Linked DNA regions of Mus musculus: region 1 is linked to region 2. A link is a loop called in an ENCODE intact Hi-C map of the cell type or tissue named here. Cell type or tissue: heart. All regions are shown on one strand. Each heading gives the region's core, and the rest is flanking DNA. Links, peaks and the distances in the headings are about the cores only. Region 1 holds the start of Gm23737 (a small nuclear RNA gene). Region 2 holds the start of Trabd (TraB domain containing).

What was found. A loop is a pair of places that touch in the nucleus more often than their neighbours do. Peaks named below come from ENCODE experiments on the same cell type or tissue, not always from the same donor. Only the 100,000 strongest peaks of a DNase experiment are listed, where the experiment ranks them.
Region 1: it touches region 2 in a loop (9-fold over the local background); 3 of 42 quality-filtered maps call a loop at or near these places.

Annotation. Positions count from the first base shown.
Region 1 is chr15:89,012,554-89,024,914 of GRCm38, forward strand. Mov10l1 (Mov10 like RISC complex RNA helicase 1) reads left to right here. Exons shown (of 27, transcript NM_031260.2): 16 at 5,597-5,696; 17 at 7,708-7,886; 18 at 8,611-8,757; 19 at 9,448-9,569; 20 at 11,060-11,159; 21 at 12,114-12,278. It overlaps Gm23737 (a small nuclear RNA gene), which reads left to right and starts at 6,668; the gene lies at 6,668-6,826. In heart, for the core only: a CTCF peak has its summit at 7,417 (motif pointing left); a DNase peak (open chromatin) is centred at 7,798; H3K4me3 peaks cover 1,383 bases; H3K27ac peaks cover 4,910 bases.
Region 2 is chr15:89,070,810-89,083,170 of GRCm38, forward strand. It overlaps Trabd (TraB domain containing), which reads left to right and starts at 5,255. Exons shown (of 10, transcript NM_026485.2): 1 at 5,255-5,332; 2 at 10,171-10,235; 3 at 10,544-10,622; 4 at 11,142-11,308; 5 at 11,842-11,982. The coding sequence starts at 10,206. 1810021B22Rik (RIKEN cDNA 1810021B22 gene) reads right to left here and starts at 5,045. Exons shown (of 4, transcript NR_040417.1): 1 at 4,805-5,045; 2 at 3,264-3,389; 3 at 762-909; 4 at 389-527. Panx2 (pannexin 2) reads left to right here. Exons shown (of 3, transcript NM_001002005.2): 3 at 1-98. In heart, for the core only: a CTCF peak has its summit at 5,084; DNase peaks (open chromatin) are centred at 3,602, 5,152, 5,762, 7,542 and 3 weaker places; H3K4me3 peaks cover 4,624 bases; H3K27ac peaks cover 4,360 bases.

The sequences.
Region 1 (12,361 bases), core at 2,659-10,658, 58 kb before region 2:
CTTCAGGAGTACCCAGATTTGACTCTCAGCACTTATGTGGCAGCTAACAGCTGCCTGTAACTCCAGTTCCAAAGGATATGGCACCATTGCTGTCCTTGAAATGCACTGTATACACATGGTACATAGACATACATACATACAAATCCATATATATACACACACACACAATAAAAATAATAAAATAGTCATAAGCTGTATTTAGTTCATATAGTTATATATAGACCAGAATGCTATACTACATTTAAACAATGAAAAATTAAGACATGGTAAGGTATAGTCTTACTGAATTATATTAAAATAGTGTGAATTTAGTTGGTACACTTCTTTAATCCCAGCACTTAGGAGTCAGAAACAGGAGGCTTTTTGTGAGTTTGAGGCCATCCTGATCTATAGATCAAATCACCCAGGGCTAGTTAGTATGACCCTGTGTGGAAAAAAAAAATGTTTGCACTCTTTTGTATTCACTGGAGTAGGGGGATGCCATCATGTGCTTGTGTCTTCACAGAAAATGTCTGGAAGGATGCACAGCCAGCAGAATGTTAACATCTATAATCTGTCAGTGTCACAGAGACACTTGATTTTTTACTTCTCTAATGCCGTCATTCTGTGACTGGAAACTCAGTGCCTATGTGTTGGAAGTCGTGCACTGGGCTCTTAGTGAATACAGTAGAGGTGGTTTTATTTATCATTGTGTTCCTAGTGACATGAAGAATGATCCATGCCAGCTTGGAGTTTGCAAACTGCAATCGTGTGCTACTGAAATGTGATTTCATGAGAATATCTTCAGTGTGTAATAATATACAACTTCAAATTACATATAGTGTTTAGAAACTTTTACTATTCTATAAGTATAGAATGCAAGAGTTAGGATTCTTGTTGCTTGGAATCTCTAATTGATTTATTGTGAAGTGTTTTAGCATAAGTGTTAGTTATACATATTAATGGATTTCATCATGGCACTCTAATACATATACATAATAGATTCTGAGCACAATCATACCTCATTGCTCACCCTGTCCTCTCCTCCTCCTTTATCCTTTTCCCAGTTAATCCCCTCTACTTCCATACCTTTTGTTAGGGTTGCTTACAGGATCATGATTGAGAGTCTACTCACAGTAGTGTGAGCATCTTACCAGTTGCTATACCACTGAAGAAAACATAACTCCCTCTCCCTCTCCCTCTCCCTCTCCCTCTCCCTCTCCCTCTCCCTCTCCCTCTCCCTCTCCCTCTCCCTCTCCCTCTCCCTCTCCCTCTCCCTCTCCCTCTCCCCTCAGCCATTAGCTGTGCACAAATCATCTGGGAGTGGAGTCTGTCCAGCTAGTCCTATTCAGGTACCACAACTGCTTTGACCTGGGAAGCGCAATGTCTTCTCGTGCCAGAAATGGAGTCCACGTGGGGGTCACACTTTCCTCTGGCTCTTACATCCTTCCTGCTCCGTATTCTGTGACACTGCCTTGGAGGTGATGACACAGATGTCCCATGTATGGCTGGACATTGCACAGGGCAGACATTCATTTATTCTCAGCACTCTGACCAGTTATGAGTGTCTGTAGTCATCATTGACTACTGTTAACAGAAAATGAACTCTGACAAAGCTGATGACAACACTTACTGCAAGCATTAAACACAGTCACTTAGAAGCAAGGCCAAGGGAGATGATGGCTCCGTGGGTAAAGCACTGCTGGTCAACAGTGAGGACTTGAGTTCAAACCTTAGACAGGGGTGCACTGTCCTCCAGCACTCCTACACAGTGAGAGTAGTATCAGGAGACTCCCTGGACACTTGGAGGCCAGCCAGCCTGTAGTCCACAGCAGTGAACAATAAAGCAGCCCTGTCTCAAGGTGTACCATGGGGAATGACACCCAAGACTGTCCTCTGACCTACATATTGTCAACAATGGCATGTGCACATTGACACTCATGCAAACATGTACACACATTCATATATACACAACACACACAGAGTGAGTGAGTTGACAGAAAAAGACAGATCGAGAACAACAGTTACAGGATGACTACTCAGTCATAGACACACTATAAATGAAAAATTTTAAATGTTATCCATTAAAAATCATCAGCAATGTATTCCCTTCTAGACTTTTTATTCTGATCTGAAAATAGAAGTGTTCATTGAGCACAGATAACTTTGATCCGTAAGCCTCAGAGTCCTTCGTCACCCTGCTCCTGCTTCGTTCTGTTGCCTGATTCCTGAGAAGGGGACGGGGCGGGAGGAAAGGGATAGTAGGGCGGGTGGATAGAAGCTCCAGCTCCTTAGTGAGCTTCCTGGCTGGCTGAGTGCTGCGCTCAGAAGTGCACAGTACTATTTCTAGCCAAGTTTCAAGTCAATCCTAGCATGCCATTGGTCAGTCAACCAAGATGGTCCTACAGGGGCTGGAGAGACCGCTCAGGAGCTAAGATCATCTTCCCAAAGACCCAGGTTGGACTCCCAGCACCCACATAGCGGCTAACAACTGTCTGTAGTTTCAGTTCCAGCAAAGCAGACTCCCTCTTCAGGCCTCCACGTGTACTATACACTCTGTGGTACACAGGCATACGTGGAGGTAAAATGTTTATATAAAAATAAATATTTTTTTAAAGATGAAAGTATATGAAAATTTTTTAAAAAAAGGATTAGAAATATAATTCCAGTGGAAGATAGACCTAGCATACTGGAGGCCTGGAGTTCAGGCCCCAACACTCTCTCCAAAACCTCCTACAAAATAAATAAAGCAGCAGTTTGAGACATTGGGTATCAGCTATACTAAGACTTGCTCTTGAGCAAGAGAAAGCAAGTGAGGTGGACAGGGCTGTGTATAACATAGCACTTAGAGAGCAGAGAACAACCCAGGAGAGAGCCACTTGAGCTGAGGAGACAGCGTGCTGAGGAGAGAGCAGGTGACAGCAGACTCCCAGCACTGACAGAGTTCCCTGAAGTTTCTACTCTGTCTGTAAGCTTATGAGAAGATGGCCAAGGCTGGAAGGCAACACCTCCCAGTGTTGACTCAGTACTGCAACCAGAGAGCCTAGCTATGGTCTCAGGACTGTGCTCATAGACTGACGGGCGGCGGGCAGGCAAGAGCAAGCCTTAAAAGTTCCAGGCTGTTGATTTGTATCAGGTTGTCAGTCACACAGTGAGTCTGAGGCTGGACTGGCCTGACAGCCTGTCTTGAAAAACAAAGCAGTCATCCTGCTTCGGCCTCCTGGATATCAAAATTCTAGGCTTGTGCCACTGTGCTGGATGGCTGGGCTTCAAGTGTTGAAGTCAAGGAAATAAAAATCAGAGGCCAGTTACTCCCAGAAAGTAAAAAGTGGCACATGAAAAGACAAGTGACCACACGGGTAGCCGTGACTATAGAACAACAGTGACAGCCATATAAAACCCTAAGTCCTGACAGAACACTGGAAGGAAGACAGGAACAACAGAAGTCTAGTCGGTGCGATGTGTGTCTTAAGGATGTAGACAAAGGGAAGAAGCATCAGAGCTGGTAACATACATGTTACATAGATGTCCTGAGGCCGGTAGCCAAGGGCTTGCCTTTGCAAAGGTTGATGGGACACAGGCGTGCTGGGGGAGGAAGCAGTAACTGCTTCTAGGTCTTTTCATACTCTCGGCTTCTTCTTTTTTTTTTTTTTTTTTTTTTTTTTCTTTGAGACAGGATTTCTCTGTGTAGCCCTGGCTGTCCTGGAACTCACTCTGTAGACCGGGCTGGCCTCGGAACTCAGAAATCCGCCTGCCCCTGCCCCCAAGTGCTGGGATTAAAGGCGTGTGCCACCACGCCCGGCTTCTCGACTTCTTAATCACTGTGTGTGTGTGTGTGTGTGTGTGTGTGTGTGTGTGTGTGTGTGTGTTTGGCTCTCAGTTTATAAATTTAATCGTTACTTAAGAATGTTAGAAACACTAAGTTCTCTTTCTGAAATGAGTGACATGCACAGACTCAGAATAGCTTCAGATGGCCTCATGTGCTTGTTATTTGCATCTCAGAAAAGGAGGAGCCGAGAGAAAGTGTACAGGAGCTTACTGGGACCATGTGTGGTGTGCATAACTGTAACCTTAGCCCAGGCTACACAACAAGATTATAAAAATCCCAAGGTGTCTTGAAAAGATGGATAAAATGCTAAACCATAAGCTGGATTGGGGACAGAATACAAATACAAATATCAAGAATGGTAAATGTGACTCTTGAGTCCATAGCACTGTCCAGAGGGCAAGGGCATATTCTTGTGATAATTAATTTTACATGTTACCTTAACTGGGCCAAAGAGTGCCCAGAAGCTCTGTGAACCTTATTCTGGGTGTATCTCATCTTGTGGGTAAGACTGACATTTGTAAGTTGATAAAGCAGACCGCCCTCCCTGCTGGGCAGATGGCAGCCAGTCAGATGAAGCCTGAACAGATAAGCAGGCTGACAGGCCCTCCAACTTCCCAGCCCCCCCATCTTCTGTAGTAAAGGGGTTCTTCTGCCATCAGACTCAAACTGGAACATGGCTGTTCTTGCACCTTGCTTGAGACAAGCAGCCATCTTGCTGAAACTCGCATCTGTAGCAGCAAGCCTCCTGGTCCGCATTCCTTAGCCTTGGTCTAGAGCATCATCCCGTCCGTCTGTCTCCCCTCCTGGTCTTTAGCTTGCTGACTCAGGTTTTAGGACTCCTTTGAGACAATTCTAACACAGTTGCCTCTCTGCAGCCCATTTGGTAGTTGTTATTGTTTGGTTTTATTGTTTTGTCAACATGCCTAGCTTTTGATGTGAGTTTTCCATGCCTACATGGGAAGTATTTTGCCAACTGAACTATCTCCCATCACAAATCTGTAAATCTGTGCTTTCAAAGCAATCTTGACATCCCAACTAATTTTATTATTGTTTTCAATTTATCTGAGTCATCCTAACATGTAAGTTAAAAAATCTGATTAAAGATTTCATACATACATGAAATACATATTATAATGTGTATGTGTAAAAGGCCACAGATAACTGTGAAAAAGAATACTTACCCATCCTTACAGTAAAGTGGACTGCTAGACTGTGGTCAGACAAATACAGTTACAGGGCCTAGCAAGTGGACCAAAGCCACACCACTTGTCCTCTACAGCACCAATATGACAGGAATGAGGAAAAACACTGGGGAAGCCAGTGCTTGCATAGGCTTTGAACATGATTGACAGGCAGTGCTGGTTCTACGTGTTCTCAGGAAGGTATGGAGATGCTGTGTAGCAGAGGTCTCAGTGCTGATGGGAGAGGGCTTCCCAAGGTTGTCTGCCAGAGCTAAGCTCTAGACTGTGTTGTCAGCCTTCCCTGCTTAGGCCAGTCTCGGAAGAGGTGGGATGTATATTAATCAAATAAAACTTACCCTCTTTGTTTCAATTTTGTCATGACAAAACTCATTTCTATATTTCAAAGAGCTGAGAGAGAAACATAAACTTCTGGGCAGGTTTTTATTGACTGTCTCGAGTTTGAATTATGTTTCAAGAGGTAGACTTGACCTGTTCAAAGAATTGTTAAATATGACAGCAGAATGTTGTTGGTAGGTGTGCATGCTACTCTTTAAGCTTTTGAACACAAAGCTGATGCTGTAACTGCTTTCTTCATGATCATTTCTAGAACAAGAAAACAGTGAAGGACCAAACTAAACACACAACAGAGGAAAGGCACGTGGGTACCACGGACCAGCCAGAGAAGGCTTCCTCCACTGCAGAGACTAGTGAGTTGGGTACTTGTGTATAATGGGCTCAGACAAGAAGAGTGGAGAAACCTGTATTTGACAGGAGGTGCCTTGAGAAGTCCACTGTGGATGGTGAGACAGTGGTGACCGGCACACTGTCCACAGGGAGGGATGGGGACTCATCTGCTTGGTCCCGAGCGAGGGATGTCTTGATGGTTTAGATTAGATACTTTAGAAAACACTTAAGGTTGTGTATTCTTGTTATGTATGCTCTTACATTGTTGTATACTTTGTATATTTTACTCAGAGTCTTGCAAAAACACCTAGGCTGGTCTTAAATTCATGGACTCAAGTGATGCCTCACATAGCCTCAGTAGCAAGAACTATAGGCAGAGGTCAGCACACCTGACGGGCATCAACACCTTTAACTGACAAACACAAATATCAAGTAAACATTTTAAAAGGTGTTCAATGTCCTTAGCCATCAGAAAAATACAGATTAAAACTCTTCAAAATTCTATCTCACCCCAGTCAGAGAGGCTACTATCAAGAAGGCAGGCAAACAGTGCCGATAGAGAACCCATATTTACTGCTATTAATCTATCCCCAAAGTTTTAAAAGTAAAAACTAAAAGTAGGGCTGGAGAGATGGCTCAGTTATCCAGAGGACCCAGGTTCAGTTCCTAGTACCCACAACCATCTGCAACTTTACTTCCAGTGGATCTGACACCTTCTTCTGGCCTCTGTAGGCACTGCATACATGTGGTATATAGACATACATGCAGGCAAACACTCATACATATAAAATAGATCCTTTTCAAAAAAACTTAGAGGAAATACTATATTGTCCAGCTATACTACTGGATATTTACCCCCAAGAAATCTACGTCAATATACAAGAAATATTTGCAGATCCATACTTCCTGTTGGCACCAGCCCAGATGTCCATGAGCAGACAAATGGATAAAGTGTAATACACATACACAGTGGAATTGTATTAAGCCAGAGAAAATACTTACCTGGCAGGGGCGATACCATGATCACAAAGATGGTTTTCCCAGGGTGAGTTTTATCCATTGCACTCCAGATGTGCTGACCCCTGCGATTTCCCCAAATGTGGGAAACTGCATAATCTGTGGTAGTGGAGGACTGCGTTCACGCTCTCCCCTTTTACAAAAAAGAAAAAGAAAGGAAAATGAAATTGTGGCCCTTTTCAGGAAAATTGTAGAATGAAAATGATTGTTTCCTAAGCTTGGGAAGCCAAGTACCAAGTGCTCGTCTCTCACATTTAAATCTTAAATATTAGACGTGTGTGTGTGTGTGGGGGGGGTATATACGACATAAAGATAGAAAAGGGTACTAACTATGAGAAAGGATGAGGGGGCATCGGGAGAAAGAAAAGCCGATTAGAGAAAACCTGTGACATAAAAGCAGAATGTGGGGGGAGGGGAGGGAGGGAGAAGAAGGGGAGCAGCAGAAGTGTGGGGGGGGACTGGGCTGGGGAAAGTCAGCCAAGACCAAGTGCGCATGAAGGTGCTACCATGAAACTCACTGCTTCTGTTTTGTATGCTGTCTTTTAGAACAAATTTAAATCACCAGCAAAAAAAGTTTTTGAAACCTTGTATGGGGGCGGGGGAGCTGGAGAGATGGCTCAGTGGTTAAGAGCACTGGCTGCTCTTCCAGAGGTCCTGAGTTCAATTCCCAGCAACCACATGGTGGCTCACAACCATCTGTAATGAGATCTGATGCCCTCCTCTGGTGTGTCTGAAGACAGCGACAGTGTATAAATAAATAAATAAATAAATACCCACCCTGTGTGTACTATTTTAGGTGATGCTGGAGCTATAAATGCCTTTCCCTCTATTAGAAAGCTAAGTTACTTTTCCTGACTTTGCCTCAAAAACCACTGTCAGATGTTTCTGGAACGTGTTCTCCTGTCACACTGAAAGTTGTTGACATGGTCAGGTTCTGTTTGACCTTTCTGGCATCTCATGAAGTGTCATGCCAAGCTCTGTGCCTCTGACTAGGCTGTCTTTCCACTTGAAATGCAGTGGATGAAATCCAGATCCCAAAAGCACGAGATAAGGAGTTCTTCAACCCAGTGCTCAATGAAAACCAAAAGCTGGCCGTGAGGAGGATCCTGAGTGGCGACTGCCGGCCTCTCCCATATATCCTTTTTGGACCTCCGGGAACTGGAAAGACTGTGACTATAATCGAGGCTGTTTTGCAGGTGAGGAGGGTGGGGCTGGTTGCTGTGGGTCTGTGCTGTGCTTAAGTGCTTGTGTCTGGAAAAGTATCCGTTTAAACTTCAGAGACGTTAGTGGAGAACTTGAGAAAGATTTAGCGTACAACATTGTCTATTTCTGTGCTAGGATTTTAAGTTTGTAAGTGTAAGAGGGCTTCTTTCCTAGAATAGTAACCCTTTGACTCTGCTGGGAGGCTTTACTGCAGAAGCTGCCTGGGCAGGGCCTGAGGCCACCACAGTGCAGCAGCTGTCGGCATCTCCTTCTGTAGTTGCCACTAAGTCTATGAAAACCCTGGCTATGGTGCTACGGTGTCATTCTGGACCAGCAAGCAACCATGAGTGCTTTGTGCTATACTGCAAGCCGGGCTTGGGATGTTGGTGTTGTCTGTGGAGGTGTCTGTGGAGGTGTGGAGGGTTATGGGTCGTGGATCTGGGATATAGCACATACAAGGCTTTGGATAGCCCTGCATTCTTTCTTTATCTGTGTGTATGTGTGGGTAGAGGGTATGGAACCTTCCACGTCTCATCTGTGGGTAGTGAGGCGGAGTGGTCACTTTGACATTGTAGGGATGCTCAGAGATTATCATCAAACCTGGCTCTGCCCCTCCATCCCAATCAAGGAGTCCGTGTGTTAGACATAGATAGCTTCAGGGTTTCCACGCTCTGACAATAATGGCTAAGATTCCTGGTCTCTAATTTCTTAATGAAGGTACATTATGCTTTGCCGGACAGTCGGATTTTGGTCTGCGCTCCTTCCAACAGTGCTGCTGACCTTGTGTGTTTGCGACTTCATGAGAGCAAGGTGCTGAAGCCAGCTGCCATGGTCCGGGTGAATGCCACCTGCAGATTTGAAGAGGTGAGCCCCAGGCATGGAGTGGGCACCGGGAATCCTTCCATGGAGAGTACCAAGTGGGCAGGTTTGAGCAGGAGGCAATAGCTGGGCAGACACCAAATGATCATAAAAGTTGTATGGAAAAATTGCTCTGTATTGTGATACAACTCAGCTACACAGTGGGCTCTTATTCTTGAATATTTTATTATAATTCTCACCCTCTCTCTGAATTAACAATACTTTTGTGGACATTCCAAGTTTGTTAAATTTTGATGCTATGCTTTCATTCATTTCTTCAGCTGTATTCCAGTTCCTTTTCAGTCCTGTTTTACTGATTTGATTACAGCTGTCTCTTTTGGAAAATTATAGGACCCTAGTTTGCTTTTGAATAAAATATTGCTCAAAAAAAGAAGTTGTGACTAGAAAATATATTAGGTATATTAAAATATATTAAATATATTAAATACATTGAATTGTTTTCTGGGCAGCCGTAAAGGATAATATTATAGTATAGTGTAGTATAGTTGAGTGTAGTGTAGTGTAGTCTTGCCCTCAGAGTCTGTAAAGCGTGGACCATTTTAATTTAAGTAATCATGAATGATTCATCATCACTGAGAAGTAGCAACAGAGCAAGACTACTTTGTAGAATTCCTCCCAGCCTTGCTTTTTGTCCACTTTAAGGAAGTGCTTCTAACTCGAACCTCTTTGCCCCAGACTATTATTGATGCCATCAAACCGTATTGCAGAGATGGAGAAGATATCTGGAGAGCCTCACGCTTCAGGATAATAATCACTACATGTAGCAGTGCAGGACTGTTTTACCAAATAGGAGTGAGGTAAGCACCAGATGTTGTTTGAGGACCAGAGTCACCCAGACAGTTTGCATCCTCCCTCAGTTACCTCAGAAGAAGCTGACCAGATGGAGAGTGATTAGTGGTGGGAAGTGTCAGCCATTGTGTAGGAGTGACAGGGCAATGGGAGCATCTTTTCTGCATAAACAGGCTTACTGATGAGACCCAAGGGCTCAGCAGTGGAATGGACAAGCAGTGGGCTGGCAGCATGTAAAGATGTGGTAAGAGAGCCCTGAGCATGCTTACACAGAGGAGACCTCAGAGTTGAGGCCTGGCAGGCAACAATGATGGAGACACAAGCTATAAGAAGAGGCCTAACTCCCAAGGCTAGATGTTCACTGACCGAATAGCTTAAAGGATCAGTGGAGGCAGACCATGTAGGAAAGAGCTGGGTTCTGTGAAGTTAGTCCTGGGTAGGGCAGCTCAGGTGCCAAGAAGATGAAGCAGTGATGGCACTGGTGATTCAGGGGACTGTGGGGGTCTGAGGACCAGAAAGAGGTCCCCAGGGACATGTCCCAAGAGCAGAAAAGAAGCAGAAAAGAAGTGAGGAAGCTTCATACCAATACACTAGAAGTGAGCAGGGGAAGCTGCAAGCTTGGTAAGCAGAGGAGACAGCACAGGGCAGGCAGGGGAAGGAGTGGAGGAGCAAGGGCCACTGAGGGTGAGCCCCAACTTCTGAGATCCTAGGGCAGACAGCTCTGCAGCTGTAAGGATGGCTGCTCAGGCCCACAGGGGCCTCCTTCTCTGGCTTGGACTCTAGGCATCTGAGCAGGGAGGGCCACATACAGGTTGCAGATTATTTCATATTCTTTAGTTACCCATTTTATTTATTTTTAAAGTAGGAATATAATCGTTTTAACATTTTCATTTTATTTTGAACGTAAGTAAGTATAAATAAAGGTGAGGAGACACCTTGAGGGACTTGGTTCCTTCCTTCCACCATGGGATGGAATTTAGGTCCTCAGGCCTGGTGGTAGGTGCCTTACACTCTGATCCATCTTGCTGGCCCCACAATGTCATTTTATTTTGTATGAAATCGTTAATGAGACAGTCTACATTTTCTTAATCAGAGCAGCTACTGTAAGGTACTCAAGAGCCGCATGTGGCTAAGAGACTGCTGGACTGGGAGGGTATAGGTCTAAGCCAGGCAAGGGATACAGTGCAGACCTCTAAGCTACAAGGAGGCTCTCAGGCTTTGTTCATACCCAGCCTCCCACCGTCCCGGGACCTTCATGTCCTTCAAAACAGTACACATGCTGCTGCCAGAGCAGTAGTGCTAACAGGGATTCATAGGAGTGTCCTAGCACCTGCAGTGGCTGTGACCCCTGGTCACGTGGTACCTGTACCCTTTAGTCTTGTCTTCCCTGGAGGGCTCCACTATGATCTGAACACCCTGGAACAGAGCTTTGCCAGTATGTGTTAGGAAGCAGTTGCTAAATATGATGGAATTAACCATGAGACGTTTCTCTCTGTAGAGTTGGATACTTCACACATGTATTTGTGGACGAGGCAGGACAGGCAAGTGAGCCAGAATGCCTTATTCCTTTGGGACTGATTTCAGACATCAATGGCCAGGTAAGGCCTGTGTCTTAAGTGTGTTTCTCTCTTACTGTTTTCTCCTGGTGACGGTCACAGCCTTAGAGGGGTCAAGTGAAAGTACTGGGACCCTGAGAATCTGGGGAGAAAGAGCCTGCTAGTTACTGTTTACTCACGTGTGAGCAGAAGCTAAGAGCAGTTGTAGCCATAGGGACACAGGGGACACAACATCAGAGTCAACAGCTGAAGTGTCTAGTTTGGGGTCCCCCCCCCCCCATGGCAGAGAGAAGAGGACTGGCCTCATGCTTTGCTAGGGTCTGACTGTCCTTCCCATTATGCTTCTTAGAGCTTCTCACTCAGACCCCCGGCCCCTCCAACTCTGTGTGTTCCTGGCAGATCCCCATCCGAGCTTCTCTGGTACTTTGTACGGTGGCGTGGATTACTATCTTAGAGAATGTTTCTCTCTGTACCCCAGCTGAGAGGTCACCTGGCATCCCTCCTTTCAGTCACTAGGCACAATGAAACAAGTACTCTTTGGAGGGACTACGGAGTGAAGAGGGACTGGTCTAATTAGAATACTAAAGAGAGTGGGCAGCACGGTGTCGGTGTGTGTAAGGCCTTCTGGGAAAAAGGCCAAGGGTAGTTTCCTAAGGTCAGGAACAGCAGAAAATTCCAGAAAACAGGCTGTATCCCTGAAACTTTTGCTCCATTGAGAAATAGCTTGACTTCTGCCTCCTAGGAGTGATAAAAACTGGCAGTGACTGCTTAGTGGAGGAGCCTAAGTCTCAAGTCATTTTCTATCCCACTTCTGTGTCTAGGCCATTGTCATTCCAGCTGTGTTTACTGTGTTTTCCCTGCCTCTGCTTATTCCACATAACCAGAGTATACAGCCCTCCCACCCCAGCGCCTGCACAGGCCTACCCCAAACCTATTCAGAGACGCCTGCCTGTCCGTCTGCTCCCCACTAATCCAGCATCCTTGTATATGCTGTAGATCGTGCTTGCTGGAGACCCCATGCAGCTCGGCCCAGTCATCAAGTCCAGGCTGGCCATGGCCTATGGGTTGAATGTGTCCATGTTGGAGAGGCTGATGTCCAGACCAGCGTACCTGAGAGACGAAAATGCCTTTGGCGCTTGCGGTGCATATAACCCATTGTTGGTGAGTTCCAGACTCTGCTTGTCACACAAACAGAAGAGCAGAGATTTGCTGGGGCAGACAGTGCTGAGGCCAGGCCAGCAGGG
Region 2 (12,361 bases), core at 1,948-9,947:
CCCACTGGCCCCGCCCCTATTACCTCAGCCACGCGCCACGTGACGAAGTATTAACAAGGTAGCACTGAGCATATCAATAAATACTATTCTGATAACTCCCTGTGCCTTGAGGCCCTGCCTCCCTGTGCTGGCGGTTGGTTCGTGCCCAGCCTGCAATAACCATCAACGCCTGGGGCATCTCTTGAGGGCACTGGGAAAACAGTGGACAGGGCCAGGCAGTCCAAGATGCAAGAACATCGGGCCTCCATCCGGAAGTGTGAGGAGGGGGACCGTGGAGTACTGGATTGTGGGGCTGTGGGAAGATGGAGTAGCCAGAGAGCACTCGGGAGTGGGGGGCACAGTCTTTTAGTTACTGTTCCGTTGCTGTGAAGAGACACCATGACAACTTAAAGAAGAAAACATTTAATTGGAGGATTGGCTGTAGTTTCAGAGGGTAAGTCTATGAACAGTATGATAGGGAGTTGAGCGGCAGGCAGGCAGGCAGGGCACGGGAGCTGCATCATCAGGGCTGAGAGCTACATCTTCATCTGCAGGCAAGAGGCAGAGAGAGACTAGGTCTGTCATGGGCTTCTGGAACCTCAAAGGCCACCCCAGTGACACACCTCCTCCAGCAAGGCCGCACCTCCTGATCCTCCCTCAACAGTCCACCAACTTTGGTTGTTTGGTGGAAACCGAACATTCAAATATGTGGTGTATGGGGGCCATTCTTCTTCAAGCCACCACATAAATAGCATGGCCTGAGACTCTATTAGGTTTATTACCAGGGACCACAGAGCTGGCAGGATCCAGGGAGGGCTCTTGGCTGGTTGTGGTCAGGATGCATTTATGTTCATCAGAAGGTCCACAGCAGGGCTTCGCCCTCAGACCCAGGGCTCAGTGAAACGAACCTGGCCCGATGGGGCTACATTCCTGCAAGCCGGGACAAGTGAACCTGTGAGACTGAATAAGAGACACCTTGAGGGCCGGGCGTGGTGGCGCACACCTTTAATCCCAGCACTTAGGAAGCAGAGGCAGGCGAATTTCTGAGTTGGAGGCCAGCCTGGTCTACAGAGTGAGTTCCAGGACAGCCAGGGCTACACAGAGAAACCCTGTCTCAAAAAACCAAAAAGAGGAGGGAGAGAGAAAGAGAGAGAGAGAGAGAGAGAGAGAGAGAGAGAGAGAGAGAGAGAGAGAGAGAGAGAGAGACCGAGACCTTGAAGACAGGTGGCCGAGGAAGCTAGGCCAGGAATTCAAAGACATTCGAGGGCATAGGCTGTATATCAAAATGGAGAGGCTTGGCTGAGATCAGAGCAGCCACCTCTGCCTGGCTTGTGCCCCCTGAAAGCTCCTTAGCCAGCTATGGTACAACCCTGAGGTGGTTAGGACAAAATGCTTCCATGTCCTCCACTACCACAGCTGCCACCACAGTCAGGCTGCACGTGCTGACCATGCAGAGACTAGGTTCAGGTTCTCTTAACTGTTTAAAGTATCTTATCATTCGTTGGGGGCTGCTGGGAGCTGCTGGGGGCAAGTCTCAGGAAATTTGCATATGCTAGGCAGGTGTTCCTTCCCTGAGTTACACCTCCAGCTCAGATTCCTGCCATAGAAAGGCATTTATTGTTCACAGAAAATAGAGGAGACACCCCACATCACCCAGGGCCACACTGGGGGAGCACCAGGATGAGCACCAGGGGGAGCACCGGCAGAGGGAGTAAGGGGGAAACAAAGCTTTGGGCTTCATGGGGAGGAACGGGTCAGGCAGGTGAGGGCAGAGAAGCATCCAATATGGGTGTTGGACTCACATCTGTGCCCTAGTTTCCACCTTGGAGTGACTGAGGTAGGTAGAAAATGAGACAGAGTGTGGGGAAGGGGAGGTGATGGGCACCGTACATAATGTCACCTGCCAGCTCTACGGAGCAGCCTGCCTTAGAAGAAGAACACCTGTCCAGAGCCAGCCAAAGCTCCAGGTCAGAGGATCAGAAATCAGCAAATAGCCAGATAGGACAGCACAGTATTTAATCCTAACACTAGGGATGCAGAGGCAGACAACTATCCAAGTTTGAGACCAGCCTTGTCTACATAACTAGATCCAGTCTAGCCAGGGCTACAGGACCATCTCAAAGTCAAACCAAAATCCCAAATAATTCAGTACAGAAAAGGCATGTTGTTCTCCAAACTGATGGCATTCCAGGCCGAATTCAGTATTCCCACACGTTCTAGGAAGGGACTTCTGAGACCCATAGGAACCCTGGGAGAAAAGTTGGCTGCCTCGAGGCTGCTCGTTCCCCTAGAGAAGACAATCCCTGGTCCGATGGCCTATGACCACAAATTGGCCCCTACGTGATGATGAGCAGGCATGCCAGCTAAAGTAACCCAGAAACCTCGGGGTGCTGGCCTCTTCCCTGCTCCCTGGCTCTCCCTGTTCACATATCCATCTGCTTCCTACGCGTGGTACATAATCTTCCTTCTTGCATGCTTTGTACCCACTCCCCACCATTTGAGCTCAGCCTGAACACCCTGGGACTTGGCTCAGAGGGGGAGACACTCAGACCCTAGGGAACCACTGGTCTGCATGGTACCAAGGCCAGATGCAATACTTTCTTCATAGGTCCTGTTTCCCAAGTGCCACTGACCGTAGACTATCCAGACAGTGGCTGTGTGCGTGTGTTGCCCCGGAGCTTATGCAGAGCCGCAGTAGACATGGGAAAGGCTGGGCGCACTGGATCCAAGGGGCTGGCTCTTTGGGAGAACTGAAGCCAATAAAGCAGCCACTTCTCACCTCTGTTCTTGGATAAAACCTAGAGGGACCTCTCAGAAGAGTGCTGTGTGGGAGGGGTTGGGGCTGTATTGCCCTGTGGAGTTGACCTGCAAGGGGCTGCTTCTGGGGAAGGGGCTCAAGTCGTGTCCTGAAGAAGCAGGCAACATGGTGGGTACTGGGCCTAAATGTCATCTTACTCCTCGGAAGTGTCCTCTGCTCCCAGGGCTCTATGAGCTAGTCCCCTTCCTGGACACAGATGGCCAGGGACCTGTATCCTTCCGATCCCTGGGGTCAGACAAGGCTTGCCAACTTGGGGCTCTACTTCTGTGGGACCTTCATGATGGTCTTTGCTGTTCTCAAACCTGGCCTCTCCTTGCCACACCCCTGACTAGGAACCTAGTCCCCTCTATTTACTCCCAATAGCTTCAGATAGCTCCTTTCTCTTTCTAAGGACTCTGGGCTCCTCTGGCCATGTTGAAGCCTTTCCCTGCAAGCCTGACATGCATTGACTCCCTGCATGGCTCACCTCAAAAAGCCCCTCCAGCAGCTGCTCTGCTAAACCAAGGTGCACTCCATCTGCCGACTCTGATACGTCACCCACTCATCCTGTGGCGCCACAGAACCTGCTTGAGCAACGCAGGCTGGGGAATGGCTGTTAGAAAGCAGAACTCAAGCTGGCCATGCTTTTTTTTTTTTTTTTTTTTCCTCCAAAGCAAAGCCTAAGATGTAAGGGGGGCCTGGTCTCTCCCAGCTGAAACCTGCCGTGGTTTCCCCGGCAGCCTGGCTGGGCATGTCCTCCAGACACCGGTTCCTATTTCTGGCTCCCATAGACACCAGCAGGTTATAGGGCAGCTCTGGTTTTCATCCCCAGCAGCCACTTAGCCAAAATAGAATTCTGGCACTTCAGGGTCAGCATCTAATGAAAAATGTCATGCCATCCTTTGCCCCTAGTCCAGCACTCTTCGACCTATGGGATATCTCGTATCAGATATCCTGCCCATGAGATATTATGATTCATAGCCATAGCAGAATTACAGTTAAGAGGCAGCAACGAAAGAATTTTATGGCTGGGGGGTCACCACAGCATGAGGAGCTATTAAAGGACCGCAACATTGGAAAGGCTGAGAACCACTCCCCTAGACAGGCAAGCAGGAAAGGTGGCACCATGGTCTGCCCACAGAAAAAGGACAGGCTCAGGGAGAACACTGCCAGCCAACCAGGGCTAGAACCCAGGCCCCTTCCTGACACTAGCCTATCAGTGGGGTTTTCAACCAAACAGTACGGGTACTCAGAGAGGAGCCTCATTGTGCTTTGTGAACGGGTAGAGTGGGCCTGGCAGTCTCAGCTCTAAGCCCACCCCTGTCTTCTGTTAAGCAGAATGAATGGGGCTGAGGAGGCCTGAAGAGGCCACAGAACACAGACATCAAAGTAGTGGACAAGGGGGGGGGGGGATGAATGGTGCTTCACTAAGGAGCAAAGAAGGCAGAGGTCCCCTTGAGGCCAGGCCCTCCGGGAGACCAGGAAGCTGTAAGAAGATGCTGGCAGGAAATACCTGTCAGTAGTCTCCATGCGGGCCTCTTGTGTAACAGACTGCTGGAGGGAATTCTGCCTGGTGCAGGAAGAATTCTCTTCCTCAAAGTGGCCGACTTCCAGGAGGGCCATTCACAGGTACAATGTCAAGGCAGGGTCTCCAAAAATCAGGGCCAGAGTTGTAACCCTTTGGAACCTGAAAGGGCTGGATGGGGCAGCTGGGAACTAGGCAGAGATTACTTCCCCTTTGGAGGGCCCGTGCCAGGGCCTGCTCCAGGTCGTCACTGCCTGGCTCTCACAGGAGCCTATCTTGGGGTACTCAAATGGAGACGTGTCCATTATGGGCTCACCCGGCTCCTCTCATCCACTCATCAACCCTGATCAGGAGGACCTGCAGCCCGGAGACCTGGCCTGAGTGGGCCAAGTGGCCTCTCTCCCTGCCCTACCCTTTAAGGTGCCCTAGGAGACTGGTGAGTTTGAAGCCTGCGTTAAGATACTGGGCACTTGCTGTCACTGGGGCCCCGCCCACCCTGAGACCTCCGCAGTCTCCGGGCTCTCAGTCACAAGCAGCTGAACACGTAGGAAGTCCTGATGGCCTGGGGCTGACTGGGCCAGCTTTTGTCCCTTTAGTTCTGCCCTTGAGCCTCTCCACTTGGCATGCGATTCTCCAAGGAAACCAGAAGGGCGCCTCGTATGATCCCTAGCTTCTGTCCCGGTCCAGTGCGCTGACGGCTCCCTAGACTCCAGGCCGTGGTGCGGACGGACGCTTCAAGAACGCAGCCCCGTCACACAGACTCGCCTGTGGGGGGCCCAGCACCCCGCGGTGAACTGGAGTTGCGCTCTAGGACCTGGGGGCGTCGGGCCGGGAGGCGGAGCCCTGCGCTTAGACCCCGGCGGGGGCGGGGCCTCGCGCGCGCGGCCCTGGGAGGTGTTTCCCGGCATGCTGCGCGGCCCGCACCCTCGGCCCGTCCGGCCCGTCCGGCCGCCCCGCCCCGCCCCGGCCCAGCCCGTCAGCCCGGCGACGCGCGCATGGAGGCCGGCTGAGGAGCGCCGCCGCCTCTCTCGGTACGCCGTGGCCTGACCGGGCGGGCGGGCGGGCCGGGGCTCCTCGCGCCTCGACGGCGCGGGCGGGAGGGCGCGGGCTGCAGGTGGGGACTGCGAAGACCAGGGTATCCGGAGCTCACCGGGTCGGGCTGACCCAGGACGGTGTAGATGCTCCTGGGCTCTGCTCCTGGGCTCGGGAGTCCCCGAGAGGACCCCGGAGGCTCAGAAGCGCCCTCGCTGGCTTTGGGACGTCAAGAGCTTCTTTAGAAGTGGGGACAGTCTCCAAGCTTTCGTGCTCCCCAAGCGGAGGGGCTGGAGGTCCGCTGGTCTTGTGCGACGCAGCTGTCCCTGGGCCTCCTTGTCTGTCTTGTCGCCCTAGGAAGACTCATCTTGCGGTGGCCGTGGTACTGGGGGCAGGATGCCAGCAGGGCTCTGGCACAGTGGACTGCTAGCCGGGAGCCTGCAGGCTCCTCCGGGGCATCTCCAGGTGGACAGAAACCAGGTCCCCGGGAGAGCTGGCCAGGCTTCTTCACCTCGGGTTTGTTTCCTCTTCCGGCCCTCAGCTCTGCCACACTTAGGTAAAATATGTCCTGCCTGAGCAGGTTTTCCCGGGTCCTGCAGTGGCTGGGCTCCCAGAGACAGACCAGAGGAGGCCAGGGCTTTTGCACACCCTGTCATTTCTTGCTGTCTTGGTTTTCTGAGTAGACAGTGAAGGCTTGTCTAGTTTTTCCAGTTGATCGCGGTCAGCTTTGGACCAGCGGTGGGGAGCAAGCTGCCATCCGAGAAACAAGCTGCCATCCGAGAAACAGTTTTGTTTTAAGAGATTGAAAAGCTTGATGGGTGTGTCAGATCAGGGTGGTAACAGGGTTTTGTGGATTGAGAAATTTAAACGTTTATTCCTCTTAGTATAGCTTTAAAGGTTGGCAATCCTAGGTCTAATGCTAGTCTTTCGGGTGACTGATGAAGGCTCTGCCTGTCCTGTCGCCCTTTCTCGTTGTGTCCTCATAGCTGTTTAGTGTCTCTTACAAGGACACCAATCCCATCGTGGGTCCTGCCTTATGGCTTCACTTGAGTTCAGTCGTCTCTTAAAACCTCTGCATGTTGATGTAATTATTTTGAGCCTCATATTTTCGGTGTATGGATTTGGGTAAAACACACTTAGTATGGATAGATCCAGAAGAGAGACGGCTGTGGGGCTGGGCAGGTGGGGAGCTTGACTGACGTGGCTCCAGTTACTTGGACCTAGTATGCCAGGGCCATACCTCCTTGTGGGCCCTGACATGAGTGGGCCTTTTCTGCTCTTTGAGCCAACCCTTCCCTCTTAAAACTGCAGACTACTGGAAATTTTCAGAGGCTAGTTCCCCTAGAAATTTAGCAGATGCTAAAAGTTCTGTTGTTTAGCATATGGAAGCATCGAGCCTGGTTGGTAGCAGGCCTGGAAAAGTATCCCTACAGTCCTGCTCATTCGGGGATGCTGGTTGACACGGCCCTGCTTGTTAGGAAATGCTGGTTGAGGCCTCTTTGACAGAAATCCTAGCTCTCTGACTTTATGCTATGAAGGTTTACAGTGTGGTCTTGGCTGGGAATGGGTCTGGAAACTGTCTGCTAACTGACTGGGGATTTATGAAGAGATTTGGTCCCTGGGGAGGTTGGGCAGTAGGAAGATACTTCTTACGGCGTGACTATGTCTGAGAAGGATGCATGACAAATGTTGTGGAGGTACAGTGGCTGGGTGCTTAGGTGAGTATGGAAGTGGAGGGCTACCTCAGTTGCTCAGCCAGGAATAACGATCAGGGTGAGGAGGTACATCTGACAGGCAGGAAGCCAAAGGATCAGAAAATGTGTAGATTTGATAGTGCCGGGTACCCAGAATCACAGACTTCTGGCTTAAGGAGTGGGGAGAGGCTGTCAGTAGCCTTCTTGCCTGACCACCCCTCCCAGCTGGCCCTGCTCTAGATGATGGGTTGTATCGAGTGTGTCTGATGATTCAAGGGCTCAGGGCTTGTCTCCTGACCAGCCTGTGGACCCCTCCACCTGCCATATAACCAGAGGTGAAACTAGTCCTGCTATGGGCCAGCCAGGGAGTCTCTCCAAGGCTATCTGGAGCCAATGTTCCAACTCTGGTAGCCTCCATACCCCTCGAAGGCTCAGAGGCACCCTGGATGAGCTTTGAAGGGTAGATCTACCAAGCCAACTGCAAACCTGGGGCAGCCCCACCTCTTAAAGGGCAGGGCAGGCATGGCCGACGTGGTTCTTTCCCATTTGCTGGCTTTGCTACAGCCTCTGGTTGGCCCGCCCACTTATACAGGATGTTTTAAGTTTTCATCTCATGCTCTGCGGCCTGGTGCTGCTGTTAGTAATACTGGTTTGCTTCCGTGTCTTTAGCCAGACCAAGGGTTATCCTCTCCTTTTTCACTGTTAGTCGCTGTTTGGGTTACCCTCCCTGCCCCTGAATGGGGTTCCATGGTGTGGAAGGGACGGTCCCTAACACTGTCCTGGAAGGCAGGTTCTTCAGAGCCCTCCCCCCACACTTCCTTGTTCCTGTTTCTTTGAAGCACTTAATTCTGTTAATGAAAGGTGAAGGGTGAAGCTCCAGGCACAGATGCCAGGGTGTTTACTGTTGACTTGGCTATGCACAGGCTCTGAGCCAGCCACGGCAGTTCCCAGATGTGCTGACCTTTATATAAAATGTCCAGGCTGTGTTTTAGGACAGGTTCCAGACTAGGGAGGAGGGGGCCCCCAGGCTGGAGCAGTATGGTAAGTAAGCTCTGCTTGCCTCTGTAAAGACAGCCAGCCTTAGGCCAGGAACATAAGGTTTCTGAGGCTGTCTCAGGGTCTCTGCCACCCTCTGCCCTACCACAGTTCTTCTTGTAGAAGACTGATAGTGCTTAGGCTTGGCCCCATTTTCATACTGGACACACATTAGAGGTTTGAGTATACCCAGAAAGACGCCTAAGTCACATACAGCAGGACCAGAGAAAGCCAGGGCAGGCAGGAGCCTGGAAGCTGTAACAAGTATGCAGACAGAAGTGGTGGGTACCACTGTCATCCTACCACACCCCCATTCTGACACAGTTCTTTCCAGAACACATGTCCCTCAGTACACATGAAAACAGAATCATCCTTTCTTGCTGTAGCCAAAGGAAAACGAAAATATTCTAATTTCTTAACATTATAAAACCTAGAGGTCTTTTTTTTTTTTTTTTTTTTTTTAAATTTTCAGGACACAGTTTCTCTGTATAGCCCTAGGTATCCTGGAACTCACTCTGTGGACCAGCCTGGCCTCAGACTCAGAGATCCACCTGCCTCTGCCTCCTGAGTACTAGGATCAAAGGCGTGCGCCACCATGCCCCACGGGTACTGCTTTTAGAAGAACTGGTGTTTGATCCCTGTTGGTGTACAACCACCTGCAACTTTGCCCCCAGGGCATCTCTCCCCTGTGGGCACGAGCCACACACAGACACACAAATATACATGTTTGGTAATATAATCTTTTTTTAAAAATTACTATGCCCAGGGGCCAGATTTTTCCAGCAGACTTGTCATTTTTAAAGAGCTTTCTTTAGCCTGGACCATTGTATCTGCTGAGTGTTCCTGTCCTGACTGCTTAGCCCCTGTGGGATGTATGATAATTACACAATTGCGGCACACATACACACACACCTTTGTTAAAGCAACATATATAAAACAAATCTTTCATTGTTTGTAAGTGACCTGTACATGATGACTGATGGTTTGTTTTATTTTGCTTGAGGAGATAGCTTCTATAATTCATGAAACCCACTAGCATGGCACCAATGCCTGGACATGTTGCTAAGACTGTGTAGTTTAGGGAAGCTGGAGAGATGATGGTGCTGTCCTTGCAGAGGACCTAAGTTCAGTTTCCAACACTTATATCAGATGCCTTGCAACCACTTGTGGCTCCAGCTCCAGGGTAATCTGCCCTTTGTGGCCGTCACAGGAACCCAAGCACATGTGCACAGACACACATGTATGACTATGGGAGTGCGTGCGCGCGCGCGCGCGTGTGTGTGTGTGTGTGTGTGTGTGTGTGTGTGTGTGTGTGGCTGCCAGGTAGGCAGTGTCTCATTGGCAGATATGAAGTCTGTTAACCTTGCTGTACTGTAGTCTGAAACTGCCTTTGTCCCTTTTGGTCAGTGTGGCACTCTTCCCTCTGCACCATCTGGGACTCTTGGCCCCCAACCCTGGGCCTCCCAGTAACACAGTAAAGATCCACAACTCTATGAACTGGTTTGTCACCAGGGTACCACCCTTGTCACCAGGATACCACCCCTTGTTAAGTTTCTACTACACTTTCTTCCATGTTAGGCTTCTTTGTCTTTTAAACTAGAAAAACTGTCTTGACTTCTCAAGATGCTAACTGTTGTCTTGCTTAGCCTTCTTCCATCTGGCTGGTAGCCAAATGGTTGTGGCCATCATTATAAAAAAAAAAAAAAAATGGAGAGCTTCCTTGAAGTGGCTTCTTACCATGGGGATAGCAGCCACAGCACTGTGTCCTACCACCCCAGAGGAGTTAGTACAACTCCTCAGAAAGATGTAGGCTAGCTTCACTGTGTTTGCACCTGTTGTGGGCCAAAGCCCCTGTGTGCCAGAGACGACTTCTACACATAGTCATCTGTAGGTTGCTCAAGGATACTGCTGGCCCCTCACCAGTCAGGCACATTCCAAAAGGACCCTAGACCTCAAATAGCACATACATACTAGGAGGCAGCCAATGATACTGGGACAGGAATGCTGAGGTCCTGTTGTAAGGGTCAAGACTGGCTCAGTCCTGTTGTCACAGTAATCCCTGATCCTGGCCCTGTGACCCCAGGTAAGGACTGTGTCTGTGTCCCCAGGCATCCTACATCAATCAGGAAGCTGCTGTCCAGCCATGGAGGGAGAGGAGAAGCCAGCTCAAGAGGTAAGGGGAGCTGAGGGTGTTGGAACGAACATCTTCCTAAACAACCTTTGTCCCAACCCAGCAACATCTGCTACTGCACACAGGAGGAGAGGGTCCCAGGGTGGGTCCCTTTAACTGCTTCTCTGCATATACTTAACTTAGTAACTAGGATATTTTATAGTCCAGCAAGAACTACCTCCATGGGAAAGCCCTGAGGCAAACGGACTCTTGAGCTTGCTAAGGAGGTACAACAGGCTGGAGTGTGCCTGACCTGTGGGGTGAGGCCGCAGGCGAGTGCTTGAACACTTACTTGAGCTCTCCCTCTGCAGGCTGACGTGGAACCTGTGGTAACAGCAGGCACCTCAGAAGCAGTGCCAAGGGTGCTTGCTGGAGACCCTCAGAACATCTGTATGTTTCCCTTCAGGACTTGGTATAGCCGCAGTACTGGGCCCCAGGGAGGGGGTGGGACTGGCAATGGCCTGACCAGCTGTGGGGAGGGGGTAAAGGCAGCAGGAACCCCTTAGTACAACTTACATCTGCACAGAGCCTCGGCTTGAGCCCACGTCTGGCCATATACCTGACAGACACTCCCAGGGACACTAGTCACCCCCTGGTCTCCACCCTCCGCCCTCCACTAGGACAGTTTGGGTCTAGTTGAGGGTGATGAGAAAGCTCCGGCTGAGGCCCCTCAGACAGTACTCCGTTCACAGATGTAATCAGGTGGCTTGTCCTGTCATCTGCAATTGTGTGGAATGCACTGCCTGCCAGAGATTGGGTCCACTGGGACTCAGTCCTCACCTAACTGGAAAGGGTCTGTCACTAGTGCATAGGCAGCAGGGCCCTGGCCCCTCACACGGGGGCATTAGGCCCCTCACACAGGGGCATCAAGCCTCTCACACTGTGGCTTGGCTTTGGCTGTCGTTGCAGCTGATGTGGATGCCTTCAACTTGCTCCTGGAGATGAAACTGAAACGACGGCGTGAACGCCCCAACCTTCCACGTACAGTGACCCAGCTAGTGGCCGAGGATGGGAGCAGGGTGTATGTGGTGGGCACTGCTCACTTCAGTGATGATAGCAAGAGAGATGTAGTAAAGGTAAGCACTGTGTACCCCCTCCCTTTTTTTGAAGATTTATTATTCTGCCTGCATATATGCACCAGATCTCATTACAGGTGGTTGTGAGCCACCATGTGGTTGCTGGGATTTGAACTCAGGACCTCTGGAAGAGCAGCCAGTGTGCTCTCACCCACTGAGCCATCTCTCCAGCCTAAGCACTGTGTCCTTTCATTTGCTATGCTTCTGCCAGTCTGTACTCCAGGGACACAGGCCAGGGCAACCAGGCAAGAAATGTTGAGCAGGCATTCCTAGCTCTGGAGTCCCCCAGGGATGATTAAGCGGTGCTTCCTGCTTCACAACTTGCAGCCTCCTGCTTTTTCTTCATTTTAGCAAGTAAAGCATCGCACAGCTTTCTTCAGTTGCTTTTTCTTTAGAATTCGTCGCTGAAACCACACGGGCTGTTAGCAGTGGCTGCCCCCTGATGTGGGCTCCTTGTCCAGTGTGGAACTGCCGTTGTGCAGTGTGAAAAAGCAGCAGGACGGGTCTGCTGGAGTGTGGTGCTTGCTTTCCAGACTATCCGGGAGGTGCAACCGGATGTGGTCGTGGTGGAGCTCTGTCAGTACCGGGTGTCCATGCTCAAGATGGACGAGAGGACGCTGCTGCGAGAGGCCAAGGAGGTCAGCCTGGAGAAGCTGCAGCAGGCTGTCAGGCAGGTGCGCAGTGAGCGGGCCGTGGGGACCTGAGACTCAGGGCCCTGAGTCTCCTCTGAGCTGATGACAGGCTCCTCACTGGGGCGGCCTTCTGGTCAGGGCCATAGTGCCCTGGTTGCTAGCCCACTCCCTCACCCGGGAGAGGATAAGGTTCCACTACCAGACAGGAACAGGGTAGAGCTGAAACCTCTGTTCTGCTAGGCTGAAGTGCTGGGTCTGAGCATTGTCGGGGCCACCACATTGCTGTATAACTCCTGTCTTAGCGTGTAGCAGCACATCATTGTGGTCTGAGTGTTCAGAGGCCATCAGGCCTGCCTGGCCTTAGCTGCAGCATTCTTCCTTCTTGTGTTAAAGTCTCATATGAGTGTCCCCAGACATGCTG